Linked DNA regions of Mus musculus: region 2 is linked to region 1. The links are chromatin loops, found by intact Hi-C in ENCODE. Cell type or tissue: heart. All regions are shown on one strand. Each heading gives the region's core, and the rest is flanking DNA. Links, peaks and the distances in the headings are about the cores only.

Evidence for each region. A loop is a pair of places that touch in the nucleus more often than their neighbours do. Peaks named below come from ENCODE experiments on the same cell type or tissue, not always from the same donor. Only the 100,000 strongest peaks of a DNase experiment are listed, where the experiment ranks them.
Region 2: a loop joins it to region 1, with 2.1 times the contacts of the local background. A loop is called at or near these places in 16 of 42 quality-filtered maps.

The regions. Positions count from the first base shown.
Region 1 is chr4:123,484,366-123,495,386 of GRCm38, forward strand. Macf1 (microtubule-actin crosslinking factor 1) reads right to left here. Exons shown (of 98, transcript NM_001199136.1): 23 at 10,519-10,645; 24 at 9,570-9,753; 25 at 8,721-8,890; 26 at 8,276-8,454; 27 at 7,329-7,467; 28 at 6,223-6,416; 29 at 4,845-5,007; 30 at 3,964-4,047; 31 at 2,302-2,409; 32 at 1,964-2,062. Among named protein-coding and RNA genes, the nearest start is that of Gm31156, 62 kb to the right of the region's middle. In heart, for the core only: no CTCF peak of the experiment used is centred there; a DNase peak (open chromatin) is centred at 4,926.
Region 2 is chr4:123,377,377-123,388,397 of GRCm38, forward strand. It overlaps Macf1 (microtubule-actin crosslinking factor 1), which reads right to left. Exons shown (of 98, transcript NM_001199136.1): 68 at 9,852-10,055; 69 at 8,079-8,310; 70 at 7,269-7,495; 71 at 5,925-6,047; 72 at 5,731-5,832; 73 at 5,237-5,338; 74 at 4,971-5,144; 75 at 4,726-4,881; 76 at 4,389-4,586; 77 at 3,851-3,979; 78 at 3,039-3,212; 79 at 1,281-1,436; 80 at 970-1,176; 81 at 722-841. Among named protein-coding and RNA genes, the nearest start is that of D830031N03Rik, 29 kb to the right of the region's middle. In heart, for the core only: no CTCF peak of the experiment used is centred there; no DNase peak of the experiment used is centred there.

The DNA.
Region 1 (11,021 bases), core at 1,580-9,579:
AGATATATATTACTATCTAATTTCCATGGTGAGTCTATGTATGAGTATTCGAAAACTTTGCTTGCAAGTATTTTTGTAATTACAAAAAGATTGCATACTTACTACATAGGACCAAAACGGGAATGGGAATGTATATTATATACACTAGAGTCTATCTCTGAGACGTTCACACATAAACACACTTCTAAAATTGTTTGTATGCAGTGTTGTACCTTTGTTGATACATAGTTCTTACTGGAATCATTATATCTAGTATAATATATTAATATAATATAAATCACTTTCTATGCTAATTCACTTAAATCTATTACATTATTTTTAATAATGTCATGGCATTTTACTGTACACACTATGGAGGTTTCTAATATTTTTCTCCAACAAATTATGCCTTACTGAAGATTTCTGCTTATCCTATGCGGTGGTTTGAATGAGAGTGCATCCATAGACTCATGTTTTGATTACTTGGTCCCCAATTGATGGGATGGGGAAGGACTGGAAGGTGTGGCTTTGCTGGGGGAGAAGGCTCAGTGAGAAAGGATTTGAGGTGTCAAAAGACTTGTAATTTCAACAGTATGTGCTCTTCTTCCTGTTCATAGATCCAGATGAACTCTCAGCTCCTGTTCCAGTGTCATGCCTGCCCACCTGCTGCCATGCTTTCTCCATTGGTGATCACAGACATTAACCATCTGAAACTGCTGGCCCCAAATAAACTTTTCTTTTTTTTTTTTTTAAAGATTTATTGATTTATTATATGTAAGTACACTGTAGCTGTCTTTAGACACACCAGAAGAGGGCGTCAGATCTTGTTACGGATGGTCGTGAGCCACCATGTGGTTGCTGGGACTTGAACACTGGACCTTTGGAAGAGCAGTCGGGTACTCTTACCCACTGAGCCATCTCACCAGCCCCCAAATAAACTTTTCTATAAGCTCACTTGGTCATGGTATCATACCCTAACAACAGAAAAGTGACTGAGACATATCTCTTTCTCTAATGAAAATATTTAAAGGTGGAAGTGACAGGCATATTTGTATATTTGGAAAATTTCACCCACTAAAATTTATTTGAAACTCCAAAGGTTATTCAAAAATGATGCAGTGAACATTAAGAAACTAGTTGCCTGGTGCCTCTGCCATTATCTGAGGTTCTATTACATGGTGGTTTGAATGAAAAATATCCTCATAGGCATTTGAGCACTCAGTCGCTGTTACTAGGTGTTGTTTGGACAGGATATACCATCTTTAGCAAGTGGAGCCTTGTTGGAGTAGTGAGTCACTGGGGGAGAGCTTGAGAGTTTATAGCCTCTCCTCACTTTGCATTCTCCATGTTTCCTATTGTGTAGATGAAAATGTGATCAATCACACAGCTTTCTGCAGCTGCCACAATGATGGGCATAAATTAGGAGGAGACAAATCTTACATCTTTGATAAACATGTTGCAGAAAGAAAGTTATAGTGCTTCCAAGAAACAATAATACACATTAAATAAAGTGCCTTTAAACAAAAATACACATAAACCAGGCTGTGTATGTGACCTGGGGCTTGTAGAAAGTAACTATTTCCTCTAGGAACACTGGTTTAAAGAACCAACAACCAAACTTTCTAGAACATGGTCACTATAAAAAAAATGTCTGCATGAATTTTATTTATCTTTTAAAAGATGAGGCATGGGAATTCTAGTATGTATTAATAGATCAACTTGAAGACTTGGTACATGTTAGCTACAAGCAATACTAGTGAGCTACGCCCTCTGCTTGAGGCATAGCATTTTGTTGTTGGTGGTTTATCAAGACAGGGTTTCTCCGTGTAGTCCTGGCTGTCCTGGAATTGCCCTGTAGATCAGGCTGGCCTACACCTGCTTCTGCCTCCCAAGTGCTGGGATTAAAGGGATACTCCATCATGCCTGGTGAGGCACAGTATTTTTAATCATTTTTTCAAAAGGATGGGGACCCAACTATTCTCACCTCTTCCTCTTCCAACCGCCGGAGAGCATCACTGATATATTTTACATGCTGAGTTGTTAATGTCACCAAAGCTGTGTATCGAGTCCTTAAGTCCATGAACTATAGTTCAAAAGAACAATTTAGATAAGTTATTATCCAGAAAAGTAAAATTCAACAGTTGAATAAGGAAGAAAACAGAAAGATAAGAGAAATGAGAGGTTTTCTTTTTCTTCTCCATTAATTTATTTATTTATTCACTTCACATCCCAATCACAGACCCTCCTCTCTTCCCAACCCACCTTGCACAGCCACTCCCCCCACTTCCCCTCAGAAGACATGGTTTCCTCCCATCCACTCACCTCCTGTGTGATGGCATCTGAAGAGGAAATCATGCGGCGGCGCTTGCCTGGAGATTTCTGCTGTGACTCCACGAAGGCTTTATATGTCATAAGCTGCAACTCATAGTCCTAGGACAAGAGAAATTTGACTTCCTTTACTTAAGATCATAGCTAACATATCACACAACAAAAACTTAGTATTTTCTTGCTGGACTTCATTTAGTGTTTGTTTAGACTACAGGTTGGCAAATATTGGGCCATCCTACCTGTCAGAAATATTGATTCTGTCTCATAAATGAGTGTGACTATTTATAAAATAACTTTACTTACACTTATCTATGTATTTATTGGCCAGGGCCTTATGTAGCCTAGGGTGGTCTCAAACTTCCAGTGTAGAAAAAAAAAAAACAAAAAAAACCAGACCTTGATCCTCCTGTCTAACCTCCTGTCTAACCCTTCCAAATGCTAGCATCAGAGTTGTGCATTGCTAAGTTCAGTCTTATATGATACTAGGCAAGGTTTTGGTCAAATGAACACTGCCCACTGCCCAGTTCTTATTCTTTTATTAAAAAAAAGTATCATAAAATATGATTCTTTTGTTTTGTTTTGTTTTGTTTCTCGAGACAGGGTTTCTCTGAATAGCCCTGGCTATAGGTCATTAGGCTTGGTGCAGTCTCTGCATCACCAGTGTGCTTTTTTAATTATAAGAACTTGTTTTTTCTTTTGAGACAGGGGTTCTCTGTGTAGCCATGGCTGTCCTGGAACTCACTCTGTAGCCCAGGCTGGCCTCGAACTCAGAAATCCGCCTGCCTCTGCCTCCCGAGTGCTGGGATTAAAGGCGTGGGCTACCACGCCTGGCTAATGTGATTCTTTTAAATTTTTTCAATGGCCATACAAAAGAGAATGTGTGGCCTAGACTCAGCCTGTGCATCATACCTTGCTGAATTCTGAGTTTTTAATCTGTGATTTGATGTCTAATTCTTTGATCTCACTCTTGGAGAAACTGAAGTTCAAATAGGGAAAGTGGATTTTCCTAAATCAGTACAGATTAGAAACTGTTTTCAAATCCTTTCCTCATTTTACTTCATATCCTGTGCTTCTCCTGTAACCTGCAGAGTGCTTTGCTCCCCACCTTCCAAACTCTCTTCATTTAAACAGTCCCTTATTCACTTATTTATCTTACTACTTCTACTCTCATGCTCCTTATATCTTTCCCCCTAAAGACAAGGTTTCTCTGTGTACCCTTGGTCATCCTGGGACTCTCTTTATAAACCAGTCTGGCCTCAAATTCAGAGATCTGCCTGCCTCTGCCTCCTGAGTGCTGGGATTAAAGACCTGCATTACCACTGCCTGGCTCCTGATACCGTTTCTAAGAAACAAATATGATCACCTTGTTCCTATATGATCAAAATCTTTCAAGGATATAGGCCCAGTTTCTCAAACATCAATACGTGTAGAATTCATCTAGGGGGACCTTAGGAAAATGTGGAACCAGATTTAATAGGTTGAGGGCATTTCAAGTAACATCTCAGGTAATGATGTCATTCCTGGCTCAGAGACAGCCTCTAAGGGGTGGGGGCTCTGGCAGAGCTCTCATAATCTGTGCAGAGAAGGACTTACAGTGATAATGTAGCCTTCCTAAGCTGGAGATCATTTATTCTTTCTGGGATATGGTACAATTACCTTCACAATAGTGGAGTACTGCTGGGAAAATTTTTGACATTGGTCCAACTTTGTCTGATTTCTCTCAATTTCAGCAAAGAGTTCCTAGAAACCAAAGTATCACAACATTATCATTGACTACCATCACTCAGCAGTGAGAACTTACTATATTTTAAGGTAGTGAATCTCAAACCTTAGAATCATCACAGTCAAAAAGACTAGTTAAGTAAGTCACAGACTGAAGGGCTAGTCCTACAGGTTTTGAGTTGGGCCCAGGAACCTAGATTTCTACCATGGTTAAGGTGATACTGATGCTGCTGGTCTTGGAGCTACACTTTGAGAACTACATTCCTTTAATATTTTACATGTAGAGCCTCATGTAGTTTTAGCAATGACTTCATCAGGCAGTTTAAAGGAATAATAAACTGTGCTATTTTAAGGATAAGGAAGTAGAATACTGAAAGGTGGTTAATTTCTTCAATGTTTTCTAGCTAGTAAGTAGTATATAAGCCAGGCCTGTAATCAAGACAATTAAAGTCAGACCTCATGTACTTAATGACATGGTATTAAAGTAAAACACCAACTAAAAATGCTTTAAATCATTTTCTTCCACTCATAGTTTTTCAAGCCCCTATAGTCCAGTTCTAGTGTAATAAAATATAATATCAAGAAATAAAATGGAGATGTTTAATAGTTTCAATAAATAGCCATAGAAAATCAGGATTAGATGACCTAATGGGTCTCTCTCTGGCCTAAATGTAAAATCAGTATCTTTTTCAAAATCACAAACAACAGAGGGGACCTAGATGTCTGCTCATTTGGAAGAGGTTTAATTGCTGCAGTATTGCCATCTTAAGATGAGCTAGTGTCTATTTTGTCCCTTGTTCTGCAGACATACTCACCGTCTGCTGACTAAGCTGCTCTGACAGCACTCTACTATCCTCTGCCTGGCCAGGCTTCATCATTTCCTGCTGGGCAGTGGTTTCCTCAATCCACTTGATGAGAGTTCCATGGCAGGCTCGGTAATCTCTCAGAACTTCCTGGATACTTTCTACCTCAGATTGCCTGGAGGAACAAATGCAAGCACTGTCAAGAATCCTAATGTTAACACAAATAGAGAGCAACCACTCAGGCCTCCAGGTGGGCTCAACCATGAAGGGCGGGATTTCCCTTGGGGATAAGTGATGCAAGGCAGAGTGATGTCTGTGAATGTACCCAGGGTCCTAACAGTAAGTAAAACTAATCCTAAGAGCTCTGAGGAACCCTATGGAGCCGAGCATCTCAAGATAATGCCTGTCAAATTTACCATTTACATCTTTACTTTACAGACTATTGTCAGGGTAACAGGATTATGATTTATAAAGACTGTAATTTCTTGTAGCAGGATGTGATGAAAGATAGAGGTTACTATCTTTAGATATCTGTCAATCTCATTAGCTTTAGGGTAGTAATTTAAGTAGAGACAATACAGACTTATATGAGTTGATTAAACTCCTGTGCCTACATATTTTCCTCCCCTCCTTAGCCTAAGAAAGAAGAATTTTCTGTCTCTACTAGTCATACCTTACATCATAAGCAAGGCATCAAAATGACAGAAGTGACTGGAACCCACTAAATCAGCAATTGTGAAAGAAGTCATAAATTCTATAAAGCCGCATTCTAAAAATAGATAAAATTAGATTTAAGCCTAATAAAACAAGAACGAAAACCTAAGTTCTCTCCTTAGGAAAGAGTCATCATATAACCATTCAAGTCCATATTAAAAAGAACACAAATCACTTGAAATGTGACTAAGTGAATAGGTGTCTAGTACATACAAGAATCTAATTAATCCCAAAAACTAGGTGGGGCACTGTCATAAATGGCTTAATTGATAAGGGATGGCACTACCAACAGTATTCCTGCTAGCTGAAAGCAAGCCTGGGATATAAGGGTGATCTGGCTGAGGTACCTATCACCCTATTGATTGTAGGGTTGATTTAACTGATCCAGTTGGCTAAATGGGCATCTCTTCCTCCCTTACTGCTTCATTTTCATGTGTGTCCTTTCCAAAGCTGTGTTTCCTTCCAAAACAAGTTCTCAAAACGAGCTTTGGGCTAGGGTTGTAGCCTAATGGTGGACCATATGTGCTGGGTTTTAGGTATGCCTTACAATTGATGATTCCAGTGTTTTCTGTGGCTTACCATGTTCAGAATCCATGCTGTTTTAAAATTCCACACACCTCTGTATGAATTTCTACTTTTAAATGTGAATGTAAAAATAGTTGATAGTTGACCTTACCGGGTCTCCAGCTGGGCAATGACACGGTGCCACCGCTCCTGTAGCTGAGAACCTTTCTCCTGATAGCGCTCCAAATCCAAGTTTGGCTCTGATGCTGGGTGCCGGAGCTGTTCTGCCACTTTCTTGGCCTTAGTGATTTCCTCATCCAGGACTGAGAACACTGAATTCTTGTCCTTCACATCACTAAGCCAGTGCTAGAAAAACACAAGAAACAGGTTAAACATTTTCCTTGCTAAAAGAAAAATAAGGCAAGCAAAAGGACAATAGAGTCACCCTGTTACCTGTGACCCAGAAAGCAGGCCCAGGAAAGGCCTCTGCTGAGGACAGACTCAGCTTTCCTAATGCACACTGGGAGATCGGGGACACCATATGGGAAAATGTGCAGATAGTTTTCATGTTTGAAACCTGACTTTACTACATATTAGCTTTGAGACCAAGCAAAGTTATGTAGCTGGCTAGGTCTTGGCTTTCTCATCTGTCAAGAGACAAAAATTCACTTCTCACAGCAGCTCTTGAGAATCCAATGAAGTCACAGTAAAGTACTTTACAATGTTTCTTTGATATAAATGTTGGGTATGTTTAATTACGCCGTGATTGGACAGGTGAAAGGCTTCCTTTCTCTTCCCTTTTAGCCTTTTCTCTTCCCCGTTTACTAACACATTATTAAAATACATTAAAATAACACTGTGCCTAATCTAAGTGCAAACATGAATCAGTGTCAAATTATCCCACCCCGAATCCTCTGTTAACCCAAAACCATTGTGCATCAACCTCTTAAGAAACTAGAGAACCGTGGGTGGGTAGGGGAGGGGGGGTGTATGGGGGACTTTTGGGATAGCATTGGAAATGTAAATGAAGAAAATACCTAATAAATAAAAAAGAGAGAGAGAAAAGGAAAAAGAAAAAAAAAAAAAAACCAAAAAACTAGAGAACCAGCCGGGCGTGGTGGCGCATGCCTTTAATCCCAGCACTCGGCAGGCAGAGGCAGGAGGATTTCTGAGTTCAAGGCCAGCCTGGTCTACAAAGTGAGTTCCAGGACAGCCAGGGTATACAGAGAAACCCTGTCTCGAAAAACCAAAAAAAAAAAAAAAACCTAGAAAACCAACCTGTAAGGTGGTCCGATGGGACTCCAGAGCTGAGAGGTCTGCTGGCACTGCTTCCTCTTGACTCAGCTTGATCTCATAACCTTTGACCAACAGCTCAGCATCCTGCATGCTACGGACTATAACATCAATTGTCTTTAACCTGCGGGGATAAAATCAACTCCTTCATTAGCACTCTACTTTTTTCCCTCTGAGACAGGATTTCTCTACGTAGACCTGGCTATCCTGGAGCTTCCTCAATGGACCAGGCTAGCTTTAAACTCTGTGATCCACCTGTCTCTCCCTCCCAAAGGCTGGACCACAGCATGCCAAGAACTTGAGTTCTAAAATGTGGATTACTTAAGCTCAAACTTTAATTGCCCAAATCAGTTTTTATCACATTAAATGATGACAAGCTTTTGTAAAAGTGAGAAAGCCTGATCATGCATACTGTTGGTTTGAGCTAATTCAGAGTGAAATTCTAAGTGGCACTGAGATAGGCCACATGTGGTAGCAAGAAGGAGTGAGACCAAAAGTCTACTTGAAACAAAAGACCTAAGATCTGCCACTGCTCAAAGTTACAGGTAGAGATGGGTGAGGAGGGAAAAGAGTTTCAAACACTAATGTGTGGTACAGTTTTAATTCTTTGTCTCTTTCCATTTTCTTTATTATCTTTAAGTGTTGTTTCTGGAGGTGTCCAATTAAATAAAAATGTGATAAGAAACAGACCTAACAATTCAAGTTTATTCCTCACCCATAACATTGACATTTGTTATTGTAGTTCAAATAGATTTATTCCATGCTACTTAGGAACTAAAGCCAAAATTTCTCAGCCTAGACACCTACTCTTCAAGAGCTGCAGTCTTTCTGATCATTCATTGAACAATCTCAATAGAAAATGACTACCCTTTGGATCTAAGACTTCAGCTTACTCAGATTGATTGTAGAGAGATCATAGACATGGTACTCACTTATTCAGATAGACAGTAGACAGACCATAGACATGGTCCATCTTCTCTACCATCAGGTTCAGCTCTGAGCGCAGAGTTGTGGCACTTGAACCTGATGGAGACTGCTGGAGAAAGACGTTGCATTTCATAGAAATAGCATCCAGGTCAGATCTCAAATGCTGCAAATCCTCCTGTGTGTGCTATCAGAACAAAATGCACAACAAAGATGGAGACACAGTGAAAAATGTTAGAAAGTAGTCCTATTTGCAATTAGAAATGAATCAATTCAATTATATATTTGAAGCTTAAATCCTACTCTTCCATAGTAAATGGCACTTCCACAGGCTGGAGGGATGGATGAATTCCTGAGCAGGGCTGACCTAAGCCTATTGCCTTACTTCTTAGAAGCCACACATTTGCTTCCTAACTCAATCTAAAAGGAGTTACTCTTCCTCCTGCAGCTCACCTCCTGCTCTGCAATCCTCAATGTGATGTCCTGCCTGGCATCTCTGTCAGTCTTGGAGCTGGCTGGAGACTGAATTTGTTTGAGCAGTCTCTGCTCACACTCCTCCAGGAGTAGTCGGATATTCTTTAGCTCAGAGATGTATACCTTGGCCAAAGTCTCTTCTTTGTCCTCTGTGAACACACAAGCACAGGTCACTAAGCTCCACCTGAAGACAATAGAGCTAATACAAAGGGTACCACTGGCTCCAGCAGATCAGAAATCTCATTGATGAGAGCAAAGTCTTACTTTGGAAATATCCTGCCTGACCTTCGAGTGTCTGCATTACATATTAGCATTAAGGTACTGAAGAAATGTGACGGGGGCTGGTGAGATGGCTCAGTGGAGAAGAGCACTGATGGAAGTCCTGACTTCAAATCCCAGCAACCACATGGTGGCTCACAACCACATGTAATGAGATCTGACACCCTCTCTGGTACATCTGAAGACAGCTACAGTGTACTTAGGTATAATAATAAAAAAATCTTTAGGCTTGAGCAACCAGAGTTGACCAGAGTGAGCAAAGGTCCTAAAAATTTTAATTCCCAACAAACACATGAAGGCTTACAACCATCTATACAGCTACAATGTGCTCACATACATAAAATAAAAATTAAAAAAAAATCTTTCATTATCATTAACAACCAAAATATCTTATTCCACAGTATGATTTTGAGAATTCATCTTTGTACGATTGTCTGTGTTTGGAGTCTGTCAGCACCCTTCAAAGGTTTCCTTCTTCCATGTTCCCTCCCTCCCTCCCTCCCTCCCTCCCTCCCTCCCTCCCTCTCTCCCTCTGCCTCATGCACACACCATTCTCCAGTGATTTCATCAGGTGCTGGAAGTGGGCTTTACAAGCTTCCACCTCCTCCTCTATTCGCAAGCGATCGGCCACAGAGAAGAGGGCAGAGTCATGGCTGTCCTGTAGAAAGTCTTCATAGTGGGCCTGGAGGTTTTTCATAACCTGGTGGCACTCTCCTGGTGCTAAGGAACGAAGCTAAAGACAACAGAATACAATTCTTTAGAATAGAAAAATACCACTTATTCTCTCTCTCTCTTTTTTTATTGATTCTGTTGACTCGATAAACATATATTCAAAAATACACAAATCTGCTGGGCATAATGGCACACATCTTTAATCCCACCACAGGACAGACAAAAGCAGACAGAGTAAGTTCCAGGCCAGCCAGGGTAACGGAGTGAGACTTTGTCTTGAATGAATGAGTGAATTACTGTAAACATGTTGATTTTCAATAACCAAATTCATCTATATAATCAACATTCCAATCTAAACAACATTAGTAGCAACCCCACCCCATACTATCCCTCAAACTCCACTGTACAATGTTCCTTGTCCTTCCCACATTCACAGTCTTATTAAATAATCTATGTTAGCCTTGAACTCATAATCCTCGAGTCTCAACTCCAGGGGCTAGGGTTGCAGAGGTATGCCATTAGTTGTAGCCTGGATGTAAGTTAATAAAAGTAGACAAGTGGTCACACACTCTATACTCTGTGTATTCTTACAAAGAGTGGCACCTTCTCCACACAGCGAGAAAATTGTACTCTCTTACTTTCATCTGCCATTTCTTTACCTCTCAAACTGCTAGTTGCTAATGGTCTCAGGTCCCTAATTCTAAAATAGCATCCTGGACTCAACCATACCTCATTGTTCTGGGGGAAAAGTTTCAGAAATGAAAGAACTACTTCTGACAAAGCTTAACAACCAGGTATCAGCGAAAGGCAACAGCTTCCCAATTACCTTTTCTAAGCTCCAGGTCTGTACTGTATCAAGGTCCTTTCGCAAGTAGTTCCAGGAGATAAGGCTTTTGGTGTTAATGTGTAGCTGGTGCCAAAGGGCCATCACCTTCTGGTAAGACTGTTCCACCCTAGAAACAACAGAAATAAATTACATGCCAGAGATGTGACTGCAGAGGAGAGCTGTGTGCTAAGAAGGAAAAGAGAGCTAGTTTTGACTACACAGATAATTTTAGAATTTATTGTCATATTTGATTTGGCTTATCTATGGAATTATGTCAGAATATACTTCCAATAGAATCAAAGTTACCTGAATGTAAGATGATTACAAGAAGTCAGACAGAAAAAAATGACAAGGAAAGCAAGAATACAAAGAATATAGATAAAAATATTCCCTTTAGAACTGTTGGAAGACTGTACCAACACTTCTTAAAAGTGATTTCTTGTGCGCTACATAGTCAAAATATGCTGAAATAGTTGAAACAATATCAACTTAAGCTCACTTGG
Region 2 (11,021 bases), core at 1,061-9,060, 110 kb before region 1:
ATAGCATAAAAACAAACAAAAAAACTAAACTAAAATTAACAATAGCTTTCCCTTAAAAGAAATTTATAAGTTTTGTCTATACCACATACAATGGCACATGGCAATTTCTAAAACGCCATACTTTTGGATAGTTAATCATGTAAGCAGTTTGCTTAGATATTACATGAAAATATGGATGTCATGTTATCTAAGCACCCATGGATCCCTGGGGTTGGTTACAGAAGAGGTGGGACACTTGTCTAGCTTTTGTAAAAGTGCTACAATTTGCCACCATGCTTGGCTTTCATCTTGATTTTTTTTTTTTTTTTTTTTTGGAGACAAAGTCTCACATATTCTAGATTGGTCTTGAATTTCTGATCTTTCGCTTCTTGGTATTACACACACATGCCACCATAGCCAGTTCATGAGGTGCTAGGGAGTCAAACGAGAGCCTTGTTCATGCCAGGCAAGGACTGTTGCCAAGAGAGGGGATGGGATAGGGGTTTGGGGGGAAGAGGGGGCAAGACTGGGAAAGGGGATAACATTTGAAATGTAATTAAAGAAAATACCCAATAAGAAAAGAAAAGGGACTGTTACCAAATTATTTACATTCCTAGTCCCTTCTTGATAATTTAACATGTATCAACTGTTTTTTTAACAGGCTCTGGTTTCCATTTTCAGCAAATAGCAAACTTTGGTGAATACTAAGCTTAGGATCTCACAGCAATTAACTCTATTTTACCTTATGTTTAGAAAGCTGAAGTTTGATTTTGTCTGGGTCATTGGAAATCTCCAGTTCTGAGTCCAGATGACTCTCTGCGTCTTCTAGCCAGTCAATCAGTTTTTTCCAAGCTTCATGGAACTAAAATCAAGTATGATATACATTGTAACAGGAAACAGTGTGTGAGCTATACAGCTCACCTCTGAGCATCACTTCAGAGGTTCGGGACTCAAGGCTGCCCACCAAGTTGTGCCTCATTTATAACTTACTTGCTTTGCCCGCTTCCTGGCGTCATCCAGTGACCGACCCCTTTCAATAGACCGCTGCACAACCTTCTCCCACCGAGACTGCACACTAACCAACAAATTCTTGATCAAGACAACATCCTGTTTCTGACTAAGGAACTTCAACTGGTTCCCTGTTTGATCCAGTTCAATGATCTGGTCTCGATGATCATTTACTTCATTAGCAAAAACCTGTGGGGAACACAGTACTCTTCTTAGACACAAACAGGTGAAGGAACACTCCTTTGAATGAATCTTTTTAAAGGGAAGGTAACATCATCTTAAGGCACAATTACCTTGTGCTCTTCTATCTGGGAAAGAACAGTGTTCAAAATCAGGCTGGGAGGAGAGGCGATGTTTAAACTCTGCTCTGCTAGAGTAAGCCAGTTGATAAATTCTTGCAAGGAATTCTGGAATTCTGTTGCCAGGCTGAGGGCCTCTTCAAGCTTTGACTGAATTTAAAATAAAACACACAGAAAAAGCACCAAGTTCAGAAATTCCATCTTTGACAACAAAGGCATGAGATGTATACCAGATTGAATGAGGCAAGAAGACTCACTTAATAAACCACTAAACACTTAATAAACCTCAAATACAAAAGATTCAGGAGTTCTAAATGTTAAGGGTCTGAAGCTAAACCACCTGGACAAGAACTGAGTAAATAAAAAAGGAAAAGGCACAATTCTGAATGGCAGAAAATAATGGCACGTTCACGGCAAGTGCTTGTTTCCATTAGCACATTCCCAGTCCACAAGCTCTACTGTACGGGATTTCTTGCCCTAGCTTCTTAGTAGACATCTGTGGCCATCTCTAGGCAAGTAAAGTAAAATGATTAAAAAAAAATGATTACATCCAGAATATATTAAAAATGAATATATTCAAAGAATGAGTAAAATGAGTATATTAAAAATACTCTTCTGTTCTTTATACACTAAAAACTGAAACTGCTACTAATTTAGTTGATTAGATTACAGATATTTTCTTTTTCATCCTTTCAGGCTATTTTATGATGAATATTCTAAAGACATTTTATAATGAATATTCTAAAGACATACAATATATAGTGTTAGAATGCTTTAGGCCCTAGGTTCAGTCTCTAGCATCAAAAAAAAAAAGATGATATAAACAATATATCAATCAGGTGGATACTAAAGTCAAAGCTTTCAAACCTGTTTAGAAACTAATACTGAATTCTATTTTTTCTTGCTTTACAGCCCGTACTGCCCTTAAATTTGAGATTCTCAAAATCCTTGATTGAGTTAGATTCTGCCTCAGTTTCTCTCATTAATTTTGCTCTGCCTTTTACAGGCCAGAGAACAAAAAACAGAACACAGGCTTATATTCAGTTCCTTTTGGCTAGTCTCCATAATACAAGAGCACAGAAGCCCACACCAGGACAACTTTACAAATAGTGTTTCTCTAAAAATGTCCCTCAGTACATGGGAACTTGTTTGTGTTCTGACCAACCATTCCAAACGACTGGTCTACTTGTTTACTCTTCCTACTAACACCTAGCTCACTACTGATTGAGGGGACATGCCCAATGAGTTTATTTGCAGATTTTATACTTGACCTGATTGTCAAAGAAGAGAATGAGACTCTGTAGCCATTTAAAAAAAAAAAAAAGAAAAAAAAAAAATCAAACAAACCCCAACTTTTTTGAAAAAAAAAAAAAAAACAAAACAAAAAACAAAAAACCTTGAGTTCATATCCCCTCTTTTGCTCTTATAAAGAAGAAAATCCAATTTCTGAGAACTAGTGGGAAGAGCTCATAATTTACTTTTCTTCTGATCTTCAGTAAAATTCCTTAAAAGAAAATTGCTGGTCACATTTCTTACATTGCCCTGTCCCCATCTTCTTAATTCAATGTTATAAACTCCAGCAAAACTTTGTAAGTAGGAACACAAACTAAAGATTACTGTCAGATAGATTAATATAAAGTCCATTATGAGATAAGTTCTCTGACATATCACAACACACCCATCTACAAAAATGAAGACAGTGATGTCACAGGTCACTGAACACACTGCTCAGACAGTGCTCTGCAGCGGTACCTTTCTCTCTTCCACCTTACTGCTGACCGCATGCCACTTCTGTTCCAAGAGCGCTACACTCTGCTCTGTTTTTGAGCCAGACCCAGAGTCACCACGGCTGAGGAGCATAAGCCTGCCCTTGTCAAGCAACTGATTGTAAATCTCTTCCTTGGCTCTCAGCTGGGAATGTAGTTCCTACAAAAGAAGGTAGCAAAATATATCAATAATATCTATTTCCTGAAAGACCCCATACACACATATTTCACTAGTACAGTCTGGAAAGGTCCAGAAAGGCCTTGTCTTTATATAAGTCCCTTTTAGCTTCAGTTCCAAGTATGAGCTGTTAGTAAATTAAACCCAGAATTCTTCCTTAATAGGAAGACAATCAACTCACCAAGAAAATAAAAAAAATTTTAAGGATCCGAAAGACCTCAAAAACAGTCTGTAATAATGTATTTGTCCTTTTTTTTTTTTAAGGATTTGCCTAGAAATAATGTTGCTTTTGTTGTTTGTAGGCTCTCTTAAAATCCTGTCAGCACCTTTCAGATTTCTCTAAACTCTTACCGAATACAAACATATTGGTGATGATCTCACTTCTAGTCAACATTCTGGTACCCACCAAATGGACAGACAGACTGAAGTTACCAGCTCACCAGCGCCTTTCTAGCTGACTCTTTCCTTTCTATTGCTGCCCAAGTCTGGACTGAAGTCTGTAGAAGAGCTGAACTAACTAACTAACTAACTAACTAACTAACTAACATCGCAGACTCCCAGGATATAAGTCTCTCAGAGAGGCTACTGAATGCTTTTGTGCCATTTGAAGAAACTGTTACCATATGTGTATCAAGCTGTTCTCTAGCAGTCTCAGGAAGTCCTCCTGTAGGTTTAGATGCAGAAAGTTGGTTCTCCATTCTATTGAGTTCTAAGAGGAAATCTTCAATTTCACTGTGGAAACCCTGGGCCTTTTGAAAAAAAGACATATCAGCAGTATCAGTAAGCAATCAGCTGTAAAGGCAAACTTTTGGAATGATCTGAACACACTGGGAGGATTCTGAAGCTGGTCTCAGGCAGAGTAGTTAGTTTTATCTCTGGACAGGGACTATCTGCTTGCTTATGGCTAGAGTTTAGCAAGATCCTTCAGATCTCCCTATAACACAATAGATGCCTACTGCAATCTGGGGAGAAGCCTGACTTGCTATAGGAAACACCTGAATCTCAAAACAAGTTGGTCAGTGTGACTAACTGAATAGTAACCAACCTGAACTGCAAACAATCCTGAAATACCTGCCATCAAAAGCTGCTCTTTTCAAAAGGGGTTCAACCCCAGATGGCCTCCTTTCCCTCCCGTGACCGCCCCTCCCCCGTGCGTACCTGCTGCAGCGTGGACTGCAGCTGTTGCTCCCTCTCCTCTGTCTTCTGCAGCACCGATTCCCAGCACTGGTTCATGGTCTCCAGGCGGCTTCTCAGGCTGCTAGCGTCATCTCCAGCGCTAGACTCCAGGAGTTCACTGCCGGCTTTGTTGACTGTTGCCACCGTGGCTTGATGAGCCAAAACATCATTTTTTAGAACCTAAAGAAATGTTGAATGACATAATTTATCTCTTTTGATGTCATTGAACCTAGCTCCTTAAGGTCCATATGATATTAAGCTTCTGGTGGCAGTAACTGGTCTCAAACTGGCAAAGTTAGGTAGGAATGAAAACACTTACATGGTGCTTTGCAAGCTCAACTTCAATGACTTTTGGGTCTCCACTTATCGGTCTTTGAGCATCCAGCAGCTCTTCAGTGTGTGTTAGCCAGCTCATTAGTTCCTCTAAGGCATGTTGGAACTGGCCCAGGGCCAAGAGAGCACCTTCTAGCTTATGCTGCTCAGGACAAGACAAAGACCATTTGTTAGGAAATCAGAGCGGGCAGAGGGTAGCTCACCAACCCATGTTACCTACTCTAGCCTTACCTGTCTATGGGCAATCTTCTCACCCAGATTCTCCCAGAGGTGCTTGAGTTCTGTCAGTGGTTCTCGTATAATATCTCTGTCAGTTTCATCGGTAGCTTTTTTTAACATCAATTCACCCTGGTGATTGAGTTTTTCCATCTCAATTTGCTGTTGGTAAACTTCTACTTTGAACTCCTATAAAAGATTTATTTAATGCTAACATTAATTGACGTCTTCATTATTAAAAATAAGGAACTCTCTTTTCAAAGCCTTTCCTGGGTACAGACCTTCATCTCATTTAACTGATCTTTGACAGTGTTGAGGTCTGTGCCCACTGGGGGCATGGTGCAGAGCTTGATCACAGTGTTATCTAGCCAGTCAAACATAGCCTGAAATAAAAACACAAATACATAAAAAGAAAACCATGACGTTAGAAGAGAAGGAACATCTCCTTATCAGTGTTGGGCTTCATGATTGTGTGGGTTTTGGTCCACAAGCAAGCAGTGACTTACACAATTAGGCCAGCTTCACTGAGCAGCTGAATGGGTACAACTATGACAAGCAGGCAATGACAATAAAAATGGCAGTAGTAAGTGAAACTTGGATGTATTTTATATCAACACTTTCTCAATAGAAGTGGGAAATGTAGGCCAGAAATGTGAAAGCAAGACTGTCTTAGGTTTCCCAACACTGCAGTAAAGAGGGTGAACCACTACTATTAGAAGATGACAAGAGAGAGCAGCACTTGTACTTCTTTTGTGAGCATCTCCCAGCCTCTCACCTGGAGAGTGTCCTGATACTGCACAGCAGCCTGCATGGCATCCTCGAGTTTTTCCAGCCTTTCTTTCCACGTTTTATTTAAGTTCTCCCAAGCATTATTCATCTATGGGAAAAACATTTGAATCAAATTCTGCTAGTAATACCTCCCTGGGCTGCTGTGCTACTTCTCATCTGAGCCCCGCCCACGCCCCACACCTCATCAATGCTCTTCTTCACTTCAGGCTTCTCGGTTTCTCCACAGGCAAAAATCAAATCTGCTCCAAGGATTCTAATGAACTCCAACTCCTCATGCAGACCATCTGTCTCCTCCTTAATAGTCTACATGGAAAGGAGCAGACAATGAGTCAAAACAGAGCGCAAAGCAGAGCTTCTCAAGCTTTGCAAGTGCAGCACAGAACGCCCCACCCACAATCAAGAGCAAGCACTAAGCAAAACCTCCAGAATCACAAAACGATTTTTACTTTTTAAGATACTGCTTATCCAGAGAGTGCAGCCTCATACTCACAAGCAGTCAACAGACACACAAAGTAAAATGTATTGGCGCTGGGCATGGCAGTGCACACCCAGCACTTGGGAGGCAGAGACAAGTGGATCTCTGTGAGTTCAAGGCCAGCCAGGTCTACAGAGTAAGCTCCAGACAACCAGGGCTACACTGAGAAACCTAGTCTCCCAGAAAAAAAAAAAGGATTATATACATAAGATATGAGCATGTAGTGATGTCAAAGATGGCAAGAAGAAGATAAATTTGGATGTATAATGAGTTTTGATAATTTCTCAGCCCCTACTGGCTCCATGAAGAAATATAAGAAACAACACAATACAAGTCACAAATGTCAGTGTCATAGCTGGGCTACATAATCTTATACGTAAACCGGGGTCACACACCAACAGAGAGGAATAAAGGAGGACAGAGTTTCTAAAAGAAGATGGTGAGACCAGGTATTGCTTATGCCAAATGGAAATCATGTGAAGTCTGTCTAGTGATAATTAGACTGCCCAGAAAGTCTAGAAAAAGATGTGTTTAAGTAACTTGCTATCCCTGGATGATAAATTCAGAATTTTAAATTTTCTACTCTCTATCTCCTTTTTGAAAGCAGAAAAAGGTCTCACATTAAAAACAAAACAAAGAGCCGGGTGTGGTGGCACATGCCTTTAATCCCAGGAGCAGAGGCAGGCGGATTTCTGAATTCGAGGCCAGCCTGGTCTACAAAGTGAGTTCCAGGACAGCCAGGGTTATACAGAGAAACCCTGTCTCAAAAAACAAAAAGACCTAAAAAAACAAAACAAAACAAAACAAAGTTTTCAAAACATTGAGTTTGGCTTGGCAGCGAACACAATGTAACTCAAGGGTTCGGGGCTTAGCACGCAAGAAACCTCAGGTTCAATCCTCGACACTGCAAGAAAACCATGGAAACAAAACAAAACATGATCATCACCACTACGCCACCACACATACAATCACATGCATACCCTCACAACGTGGATACAGTATTTTGTTAAAGGACATACATATGAGATGATGTTTTGTGTTTTTGTTACCTCAGCAGCTTCAACCTGTTGCTTGATGATGGATGGGTCAATACCAGGGCTTTCTAAGTCATGAACAATATCCTGGGTGTCTTTGATGGTGGTCAGGAGAGCTGCCATGTCATACCAGAACTTCTCCGCTAATTCAAGGACATCAAGGAATTTAATTTCTCGCTCTTCAGACCGTGCTTTGATGTCCTCCCAGAAGAACACCATTTGATCCAGCTTGTCCTGGATTTCTGAAGGAGCAAAGAAGAGATGTGAACAGAAGCTCTCTAAGTTCAAAATCTAATTTCTCCCTGAAATCCCATGTAACCCTGACATTATTTATAGTTCAGTGTGGCTTTACTACTATCACCTCTCCTCTGCACTTCAGCAGGGATCTCTACTCTAGGTTTTTTTCTACTTATGTTGCTCTCCCTCATAAAGGATCCACAGAAGCAATCTGAAAACACCACACAAAATATCCAGTAAGATCAAAACAAAAGGGCTGAGATGGAAAGGCTTCCTTCCAGTGTTCTCACTGCACTTTCTGTAAATTTCCCATGGAAAGTGTTACAAAAGGTGGTTATGTTCTGCCCACTATTGATACTGTGATACTCACATTAGGGGTTAAAAAGGAACATTTGTTTCCTGGCATGGGAATCGAGCTTCCAATTGTAACCTTATTTCAATAGGGAAATGTGTTCTGAATTCTAAATGAATTCCACAGACTTTTGGAATACTCATTACTTGAGAAGTGACTCTGGGTAGCTACAGCCTCTAGTTCATTCTATTATCTTTCTTAAAAAGAAAATAATAATAATTAGATCCACCGAGTACCTTTTGCAGCCAGATCCTTGTCTGCTCCCTGCGATCTTCCAATGAGTTCCTCTCCCCGCCGCTTCAGGGCTTCAAAGGACGGCTGCAGTTTCTCCAGCTCCACGGTGGCACTTTTATTGTCACTGATGCACTCTCTGATCTTGTCGACTTCAGCAGGAATCAGGGGAGGCATTCGCAGGCGAGAGGACAGGTTCTCCAGGGTCTCCAACATGGGTTCAATTTTATCATGAAACTAAACAAGGTTGACTCGTTAGTCATCATAGAATACTTCATCATATTGAAGGGCATGTGAGGGCATAAGGTGACCTACTGTTTAGGATAGCCTGTGTTCAGCCTAGCACAATGGCTGTTCAGTATTAGTTTTCTCTAAAAAAAACTGTTTTAGATTTAGATAATAGAGCTAGCCCATCAGAAGGGGGAAAGGGCAGTATTTATTTTGTAAGTCAAAAAATACTAAGTAATATACCAAAAATCAAACAAAAATGGTTAGTATTGTCACAATACTTCTCCAACTCCAACTAATCTGACAAGAAAGTGACAGGACTATGAAACTGGTAGGAGTCAGCACTCAGCAGCTGAGATGACAGTTGCATGCGACAGACTTGACAAAGTTAGATGCCCTTGGCTTCTGTGTACATGAATGGGAACTTTGTGGTGTGCTGTCTAACAACCCACAGTGTGAGACAAAGAAAAGGGCCATGCTGAAAGGTAAGAAGGAAGGCCAATCAAACCTTCACACCTTCCTGGTACTAAAATGAATAAACCTATAAAATTTTAATTTATAATTTGATATAGAATTGGAAAGTGAGAACAGCACAGAGGAGTTTTTGAAAAAAAAAAAAAGAAAAAGAAAAACATCTAAACCAATTCTGGATTTAATATTGAGCAAGTCTCAATAATGTTAAGTGCCCTACAAGAAAAACAAATTTCTTTAACAAAACCATTTCCATCTCTCTTTAACGTCTATATTCCACCCCAAACAAGATGGACACAATGAACTTCCACAAAAGGTAAGGGAAGCATTCTTCTAGCAATGCCCTCAGCTCTCAGCTCTCTGAGAAATGGGCTCCCATAGGAGTGAGTGGGCACCTTACCTCTGTGATCTGCAATGGTGGGCGCAGTCAACACAACAATGGGATGAGGCGGTGTGAGGAAGACAGGAGCAGGCGGCAACAACACAAAGGAACACATTCCACAATGGGGTGAGATGGGACGGGAGTGGGAAACTCGAGTAAGTACAAGTATTGACCAAGAATACTGACTCAACACAGGAGTAAAACACCCAGACACGACACACGTGCCACCAACAGCAATGTATTAGTTGAGAAGGGTGCAGTTCCGTGCTGTAAGGTCTGCCACTGGGGGATTCCCTTCTCTTTGGTGTACTTCTCCCTTTGGATGCATATTTTTTTCTAAACTTGAAGTTGGCTACTCACGTTAATGTGCTACCATTCTAAATCTTACCATTAACAGGCCCAGTTGGAACCTGTCTTTTGTTAAGGTAATTACTGGTTTGGGATCTACAAAATTAATTTATCCTCAAATTAATTAAGATGCTAAAGAGTCATCGTAGCATGAATTTCTCAGAGAAACCATCAATAAACAACTACACATCCCAGGCAGGCTGTACTTCACCTCTCACCCAGCGTCAGTGCACCGATACTGGGAATAATGCAAGCAGACAGTTTTCTGCTCTACAGATGATGGATCATCAACAGAGAACCTCTGCTTAGGCTAGTGCACAGTTGAGTGTCCCGACACAGTCACACTTACCTGAGCAGACTGGGACACAGCCTCATCCAGAGCCAGGGCACGCTGGCGCACCTCATCTTTTATTTGGGCATACATGTTTTCTGCTTTCTGGTATTTTTCTTCAACCATTTTCCCTTCCTCAGGGTTTAGCTCCTTTAGTTGTGGACCTATTTTTAGTATCTTATCAATATGAGGTTTGTGTTCAGCAATGGATTCCCTTAGTTGCTATGGGAAGAAATAAGAATTAAAATATAGTGAGTGAAGAGAACAAGCAATAGTCAACAAAAACATTAGAAGTAAGGCCAACTCGGGAGGCCAGAGGCAGGCAGATTTCTGAGTTCGAGGCCAGCCTGATCTATAAAGTGAGTTCCAGGACAGCCAGGGCTACACAGAGAAACCCTGTCTCAAAAAACCAAAAAAACAAAAAACAAAAAAACCCCAAAAAACCAAAACAACAACAAGAACAACAAAAACACCCCCAAAACAAACAAACAAACACAAACAAACAAACAAACAAAAAGAAGTGAGGCCAAGAGTGAGGTTTCCTAGGTCATAACAAATCAAAAACAGCTAGCACGTTTACACCAGTTATTTAGACACTTTGATTAGAGGTAATAACTTTGAGAAGAACAAACGGAGTTGTTAGAATCAGCAAGTCCTGGCTTCTCCTTTTTTATGGGAAGTTTTCCGCTCCAGCTATGTAATTCACTTAATTTTCCAAACCAGATCAGAGGTCCAATCACTAAGAAGGTCATGCCAGTCTTTAAGTAATCTCTTTATCACATTATAATTTACATACTTTAGTATGTCTACACTTTAGACTGAGTCAGCAAGCAGGGTAGATTGAGAATAGCAATCACTTGGTAACTCAATCACTCTGACTTTGCTGCTATGTCCAGTTTACACCTTTCACTTAAAGAAGTATGGGAGAGCCAGAGAGATTGCTTGGCAGTTGAGAGCACTGGCTGCTCTTCCAAAGGTCCTGAGTTCAGTTCCTGGCAACCACATGGTAGCTCACAACCATCTGTAATGGGATCTGATGCCCTCTTTTGGTGTTTGAAGACAGCTACAGTGTACTCCCATACATTAAATAAATAAATAAATAAATAAATAAATAAATAAGTCAAACAACAACAAAAGGAAATCAGAGGTGAACTTGTAGAAGTCAGTTCCCTTCATTAAAAATAAATA